2 separate regions of the Homo sapiens genome follow, and region 2 is linked to region 1. A link is an interaction called in ENCODE POLR2A ChIA-PET data of the cell type or tissue named here. Cell type or tissue: B cell. All regions are shown on one strand.

Region 1 (4,000 bases):
ATTGTTCATAATTAATGAATAAAATTGATATGAATGAATATAGTGTTCTTTGAATTAGTAAACAGTACATCTGTGACAATCATTTTTAACAAGCTCTACTTGTGTTCTTTATAAAGTGTGATTTTCAGAAAGCAAACAACACAATTACAAGGTTGAATCTGAGGAAAATAATCCTTGTGCCATAGAAGTATTTACGAAATTGCATTTCATTGTTATGTTTTATTTTCTGATACATGATGTTCAATTTTATCTTTAGGTAATATTTTATATCATAGATTAAAATTTATAGTGAACTTTATCTGTGTCTGTCACTTTTTTTTTTTTTATGACCCAGGAACCAAAGATGCAGTCTGTCATTTCTTATAAAACTTCTCACTACATTGTTTCTTAGTAGAATTTGGCTGTGGAGATTCAGGAATAAAGAAAAGACTAACATTACACATATCCAAAAACATGTTGTAATTAAAAGTTCCATTCATTCCTCCTTACCAAGTTTGTTGAATGTCATCACTTGTTTGCTACTTACAAATATTGTTTAATTGTTTCACTGCAGTAAATAAGTATCTCCTACCTACATCAGGGACAAGGAACTGTGCTGTGAAGTTGATAGATGAGTAAGCCACAGTTTCTGCCCTCAAGGAGCTTCTAGTTTTGAAGGAGTGGGAAGGCAGGGGAAAATTAATAACAAGAATGCAGCTAGGGATCATAAAGAGGTGTAGTTGTAACACTGTGTTCTGGTATCACTTTTTTGTTTCCAGAGTGTTTGCATGTTACATTTGATACTTTGACAAGCCTGTAATTTAGACAAATATTTATCTTCCCCATTTCACAGAGGAGGAAATAAGCGTAGGCAAGTTGTGAATTAATTCAGCATTAATGACATACACAGTTTCAGGCAAGAAGAAACTCAAAAGAAAATTTTCGCATTGTTGAGCTCAGCATTTTGTTATATACCGTCCCAGGCTTGTCTGTATGTTCAAGGTCTCCCCTGACCCTGGGCCTGACAGGTTCCCGAAGAATAATCACAAGTTAAACCATTGTAGGTCGAACCCTTGTAAATGCATTCTTATAAAAGTAGGGCTCCATTTTGGGAATCCATCTTTTTTTTTTTTCCTTTGAGACAGAGTCTCACTCTGTTGCCCAGACTGGAGTGCAGTGGCGCGATCTTGGCCACTGCAACCTCTGCCTCCCAGATTCAAGCGATTCTCCTGCCTCAGCCTCCGGAGTAGCTGGGACTACAGGCGTGCGCCACCATGCCCGGCTGCTTTTTGTATTTTTAGTTGAGACAGGGTTTCACCATGTTGGCCAGGCTCATCTCCGACTCCTGAGCTCAAGCGATCCGCCTGCCTCAGCCTCCCAAAGTGCTGGGATTACAGGTGTGAGCCACCGTGCCCGGCCTGGTTTTAGTTTATTTTTGATAACTTTGGCAGTTTTATAAAATAAGATGAATTCCCGGCCAGGCATGGTGGCTCATGCCTGTAATCCCAGCTACTCAGGAGGCTGAGGCAGGAGAATCACTTCAACCTGGGAAGCAGAGGTTGCAGTGAGCTGAGATCGCACCACTGCACTCCAGCCTGGGAGACAGAGACCTTGTCTCAAAAGTAAATAAGCGAAAAGCAGTACAAATGTTACAAAACAAATATAAATGAAATAACTATGTGAAAACTACATTGTAAAAGTTCCTTTGGAGTGTATTTCTGAGGCATCATGGGGTTTTTCTGGTCATCTGTCCACTGAATTCATTCAATAAACATTTACTGAGCATCTTCGATTTTGCTAGGTCCTGTGCTGGGTGCGAGCTGTGCCTCCCTCACAAAGCTAGTGCAAGGATTGGCAAACAGCTGTTTTTGTATAGCCTGCAGGCTAAGGATAGTTTTTACAGTTTTAAATTGTTGGAAAAAAATCGAGAGAATATCTCATGACACATTAAAAATACATGAAATTCAAATTTCAGTGTCCATAAACAGCCTACTCCTTCTAGGAATTGTCTGCGGCTGCTTTCACCCTACAGCCACAAGGGGGAGGAGTTGTGACAGACTACATGGCCTACAAGCTGAGATGCCTGACAGAAATCTCACTGATGACAGAGACAGTGAAAAAATTCCGTACTACTTGAAGGACTTCTAAACCACACTGAAATTTAGAGCCATCTCAAAAAGTTCCATTGACAGGATTAGATGAGTGCCCTGAAAATGACTGGGTGCGGGTAATTTCTGGATGCGTTCTTCCTTGGTCCTGTGCCTCTCCATTTTAACACTTTAATTACCATGCTGTGAGAATGGGAGTCTAATAATTCCACCACGTCGGCAGGGAATCATTCTGGCTGCTTTCCTATTGTCGACTGCAGTTGTTAGTTAGTCCCACATAAATCAAAGTTTGATCTTAACTGCAAAGGTGATATTTTGGGAAGGACGTACAGAGGAGAGGCTCGTCTCCAAGTGGAACCACAAGTTGCCTGGGCGCCTCACACATACACACATGTCTACACTGGGGAGGTATTTTTCTATTTATTTTAATAAAATTTAAATCCACTTATATTGCATGTAGGGGAAAAGAAACCCTTACCATCTTAGGTTCATGGCTAAGGCCCTTATAACAAAAACCAGATTCACAAGAGAAAAGCATGCAAATTTATTTAAAAGTTTAACATGACATAGGAGCCCTTGGAAATGAAGACCCAAACAAACAAGGAAACTTGTGCATTTTTATGCTTAGGGTTGATGAGTGGACAACTTGTGGAAGGATATGACTGGACAAAGGTCTGATCTAACGGTAACAACTGGGGGAAATTGGTAAAGCCTGTTTGTTCAGACTCTTCTCTGTGGCCCTGTGTCTTCAGAGATAAAGATGTTTCTTTCCTCCAGGTACAGGGAAGGCATCTCTCAAATGAGGGTCTTAAGACCTGTTTTAGGGGAGAAGGGTGGAAGAAGGTCAGAGAATGATCTTCCTGCTTCTACTGTGTTCTCAAATGCCAAGGTGCCACATTTTGGGGTGGTAGGTCCTGAACCGTATCACTGCACACACTATTTTTTATTCTATATATTTAAGGTGTACATGATGTTGATATGTATATGCACAGTAAACTACAGTCAAGCAAATTATCCTATCCTTCATCTTCCATAGTTACCTTTTTTCGGTTTTTTTGAGGAAAGAGTCTATAAAATCTCCTCTCAGCAAATTTTCAGGATATAATACAATGTTGTTAACTATAATCCTTATGCTGTACATTAGATCTCTAGACTTCCGCATCTTACATAACTGCAACTTTGACCTAATTCTCTGCACATACTATTTTTAACCAAACTGCTTTTTAGAAAATTTGCATGAATATTTTCCTACATTGTTAAGTGTTCATTACTCACATCCATATGTATTCTTTTAAATATAGCTTTTCATAATGCTTTTTTTTTCAGACTCAGGACCTTTGTATTTTTTTTCGGTTTTCCATAATGTGGATGCACTATAAATCTATAGTTGGCCATCTATGTTACTTTCTACCTCCTTCACTATTATAAACAATACTGTCTTTGTTATTTGACTTTTTCACATAAATTTCTAAGGTGAAATTGCCAAGTAATTATAAGGCTTTTTAATAGAAATTGTCCTCTTAAAAGATTGTACTTTTACAGTCCCACCAGATAGATATGTAAGCAGTGCTTGTTTCCCCATAGCCTTTTCAATATGAACTGCTACTATTTTATTTTTTTTTTTCTGCCCTGTTGCCCAGGCTGGAGTGCAGTGGCCAATCTCGGCTCACTGCATCCTCTGCCTCCTGGGTTCAAGCGATTCTCCTGCCTCAGCCTCCTGCGTAGCTGGGATTACAGGCGTGCACCCACCATGCCCAGCTAATTTTTGTATTTTTTTCTTTCTTTTTTTTTTTTTGGAGACGGAGTCTCACTCTGTGGCCCAGGCTGGAGTGCAGTGGTGCAATCTCAGCTCACTGCAACCTCCGCCTCCTGGATTCAAGTGATTCTTCTGCCTCAGCCTCCCGAGTGGCTGG
Region 2 (4,000 bases), 790 kb before region 1:
GAATCTTGCCAAGAAATAGCAGCCCAGATAGAGGGACCCCTCAGGGCTTCTGCATTATCTGAGGATTGGCTCCCACAGGAGGGGTGAGTTACAAATAATGGATTCTTCCTTTGCTCCTGCAGACAGTAGACTTGATTGACATTGTGATCAAGTGCCTGCTGGAAGGAACCCCAGGCAGCAGGCACTGCTTCCCCTGATGGGATCTGAAGGACCCTGAGCATCCTCTCTACCCAAAAGAGACACTTACCACCACTGCCCCAACCTTAGATCCTCTCTGCTTTCACTCTCTAAGCCTCTCTTATTTAAAACTATCCCCAAAGGTAACATAGATGAACTTTCTTCTATTAACTGTTTAATGACAATTAGTTGCTTGCTGTCATTCATTTTCATTCACCTGGTTAGTCATTCAAGGAAGAAGCAGCTTTAACTATTTCCTGAATGCCAGCATGCCGTGACCAGTAAGACCCAGGCAGAGGCAGAAATGATTGGCTAGAGTGTGCTGCGGTGAGTTCCAGGGGGGTGACCAGAAGACAACTAGGACTTGAGGGAAGCTGAGCCAGCCAGGAAAGTGGAGGGAGGGAAGGCCTTCGACATAGACAGGGAGTGAGCTAAGGTGTTGGGAGGGAGCCAATGAATGAATGGGGTTGGGTGGTGGGGGGAGTAGTTGGATACGAGTCAAAAAAGTGGATTAAGCCCCAGTGCTGAAGGGCCTCATGGGCAGGAAAATCATTATTTCTTCTGTAGGGCAGGAATTCAGGGCTCCACTTGTAAGGAAAATATTGTTTTGTGTATGTATATGTGACTTTCTTTTTCTTTCTGGCAAGAAGTCCATAGATTTCATCAGTTACAAAGGTTCCATCAACCTGCAACTGTTTAAGCTTAAGTGTCCTTGCCCCAGACTTTAAATTTTTCTTTCTCAGTAAACTAAGGGATGTTTACTGTAAAAGCATTGACTTGTTTGTGATGCTTCACGTTGGGCTAGAGGTGAGGTTTGGGGATACACCCTTGGAAGGCTGTATCAACTCTACTTACAGATGCTTTTGATGTCGTCCCCGTGATACCAACGAGTGAAACTCCCGTCATTGTAGATGACTGTCAATAAACATCCTTGCCTTTCCCATTTTGCTGTTGGCACAACCTGTTTTTTTGTTTTGTTTTGTTTTTTGTTTTTTTTTAAATTACCAAGGCCAGGCACAGTGGCTCACGTCTGTAATCCCAGCACTTTGGGGGCCGAGGCGGGCGGATCACGAGGTCAGGAGATTGAGACCATCCTGGCTAACATGGCGAAACCCCATCTCTACTAAAAATACAAAAAATTAGCCGGGCATGGTGGCAGGCGCCTGTAGTCCCAGCTACTGGGGAGGCTGAGGCAGGAGAATGGTGTAAACCTGGGAGGCAGAGCTTGCAGTGAGCGAGATCATGCCACTGCACTCCAGCCTGGGTGACAGAGCAAGACTCCATCTCAAAAAAAAAAAAAAAAAAATAGCAAAAGATACTTGGACATGTCATCATAAGAAATTCTCGTTAGTATTCATGCTTTTCATAAAATGATGAAATTGACCTTCACATGTCTTCCTTCCCTCCTCCACCCCCACCACGAGAGGGCATTGACTTCCGCCCTCTGAGTCTAGGAGAGGTAAGCACTGTGCATCAATTTAGTTTTACTTTCAGAGCTTGGTACAGTTTGGATATTTGTCACCTCCAAATCTCATGTTGAAATGTGATCCCCAGTGTTGGAGGTGGGGTCTAATGAGAGGTGCTTGGATCATGGGGTGGATCCCTTATGAATGGCTTGGTGCCATCCCCATCGCAATAAATGAGCTCTCATTCTGTTAGTTACCTTTAGGTTTGGTTGTTTAAAAAGAGCCTGAAGCCAGGTACGGTGGCTCATGCCTGTAATCCCAGCACTTTGGGAGACTGAGGCAGGAGGATCACTTGAGGTCAGGAGTTCAAGACCAGCCTGGTCAACATCATGAAACCCCATCTCTACTAAAAATACAAAAATTAGCTGGGCTTGGTGGCAGGTGCCTGTGATCCCAGCTACTCAAGAGACTGAGGCACAAGAATCGCTTGAACCCAGGAGGCAGAGGTTGCAGTGAGCCAAGATTGCACCACTGCACTCCAGCCTGGGTGACTGAGCGAGACTCTGTCTCAAAAAACAAGAGCTTGGGGCCAGGCTTGGCAGCTCATGCCTGCAATCCCAGCACTTTGGGAGACCCAGCCAGGTGGATCACTTGAGGTCAAGAGTTCAAGACCAGCCTGGCCAACATGGTGAAACCCTATCTCTACTAAAAATACAAAAATAAGCTGGGCTTCTTGGTGGGTGCCTGTGATCCCAGCTACTTGGGATGCCAAGACCTGAGAATCTCTTAAACCTGGGAGGCGGACAGGGGTTGCACTGGACCAAGTTCACGCCACTGCACCCCAGCCTGGGTGAAAGAGTGAGACTCCATTTCAAAAACAAGTAAATAAAATAAAGAGAGACTGGCATGTCCTCCCCTTTCTCTCTTGCTCCCTTTCTCTTGCCATATGACATGACAGCTCCCCTTCCCCTCCCACCATGATTGGAAGCTCCCTGAGACCCTCAGCAGAAGCAGATGCTGGTGCCATGCTTCTCTGCAGCCTGCAGAACTGTGAGCCAAATAAACCTCTTTTACTGATAAATTACCCAGTGTCCGATATTCCTTTATAGCAATACAAAATAAATTTATTCAGAGCTCTTTCTAGGCCTTTTTACATACATGCAGCCTTTTTCTTTTTTAAAAACATTAATTGGATCAGATTATACATATTTGTCACTTTTTCTCTTATCATTGATCTTTATTTACATGTGTCTACGCTATTTTTAAATGATGTAATATATGCCATAGTATATATGTACAAAGATAACAAAATTATTCCCCCATTGATAAGCTTTTAGAATGTCTGGCTTTTTTTTTTTTTTTTTTTTTTTAGATGGAGTCTCTCTCTGTCTCCAGGCTGGAGTGCAGTGGCACAATCTCAGCTCACTGCAACCTCCGCCTCCCGGGTTCAAGTGACTCCGTCCCTTCCTCTTGGTGTATAGATATATGACATTTAATCACACTTGTAGACTCCAGTAATCACCACCTCAGTCAGGACGTGAAACTGTCCTATCTCCCCAAAGAAACTCCCTTATGCTACTCCTTAATAGCCTGGCCCAATATGTTCTTCTTTCTTTTTTTTATTAAGATATAAACATGCATGATAAATTATGTAAATTGTACTATCAAACATATAAACTGTAAAATAAAAAATAGCTTAAAAATTCACTTTTACATAATAGCTTTATTGAGATATGATTTAGGAACCAAAAAGCCTACCCATTTGAAGCGTAAGGTTCAGTGGTTTTTAGTATATTTATGAGGTTGTGTAATCATCACCATAATCTAATCTTAGAACATCTTTTTTATTCCCCAAATAATCCCCGTCAACAGCCACTCCTCACCCCTCATTCCCTCGCCCTCTAACCCTTGGGAACAGCTCATCCACTTTCTGTCCCTGCGGATTTGCTTATCCTGGACATTTCATATACGTGATATTGTATAACATGTGGCCTTTCGTGGCTGGCTACTTTTGCTTAGATTCTTCCATGCTGTGGCGTGCATCAGTACTTCAATCTTGTGGCTGAATAATATTCCCAGGTAGGCATACATCACATTTTATTTATCCACCCATCATCAGTTGATAAACATTTGGTTGATTTTCACATTTTGGCTATCACAAATAGTGCTGCTATGGGATTTGTGTACAAGTTTTTGTGTGGATTTAATATATTTTCATTTCTCTTGGGAGACGGCCAGGGAGTGGAATCTCTGGGTCATGTGGTGACTCCACAGCTAATCTTTTGAGGAACTGCCAGATTGTTTTCCAAAGCGGATGCACCGTTTCACAATCTCACCAGCAATGAATGAGGGTTCCAATTGCTCCTCATCTTCGCCAACAGTTGTTATTGTCCCTTTGATTCTGAGTGGGTATGAAG

What was found. ChIA-PET counts read pairs that join two places held together with the same protein. Peaks named below come from ENCODE experiments on the same cell type or tissue, not always from the same donor. Only the 100,000 strongest peaks of a DNase experiment are listed, where the experiment ranks them.
Region 2: POLR2A ChIA-PET joins it to region 1 with 11 read pairs; 3 of 35 experiments call an interaction of 5 or more read pairs at or near these places.

What each region holds. Positions count from the first base shown.
Region 1 is chr1:229,512,880-229,516,879 of GRCh38, reverse strand. ABCB10 (ATP binding cassette subfamily B member 10) reads left to right here. Exons shown (of 13, transcript NM_012089.3): 13 at 1-298. NUP133-DT (NUP133 divergent transcript) reads right to left here. Exons shown (of 3, transcript NR_110630.1): 3 at 2,793-2,902. Among named protein-coding and RNA genes, the nearest start is that of NUP133-DT, 6.4 kb to the right of the region's middle. In B cell, CTCF peaks have their summits at 1,783 and 1,983 (motif pointing right); a DNase peak (open chromatin) is centred at 2,029.
Region 2 is chr1:230,303,991-230,307,990 of GRCh38, reverse strand. No RefSeq gene overlaps it. Among named protein-coding and RNA genes, the nearest start is that of PGBD5, 120 kb to the left of the region's middle. RefSeq lists a silencer at 1,590-1,679. In B cell, no CTCF peak of the experiment used is centred here; a DNase peak (open chromatin) is centred at 1,620.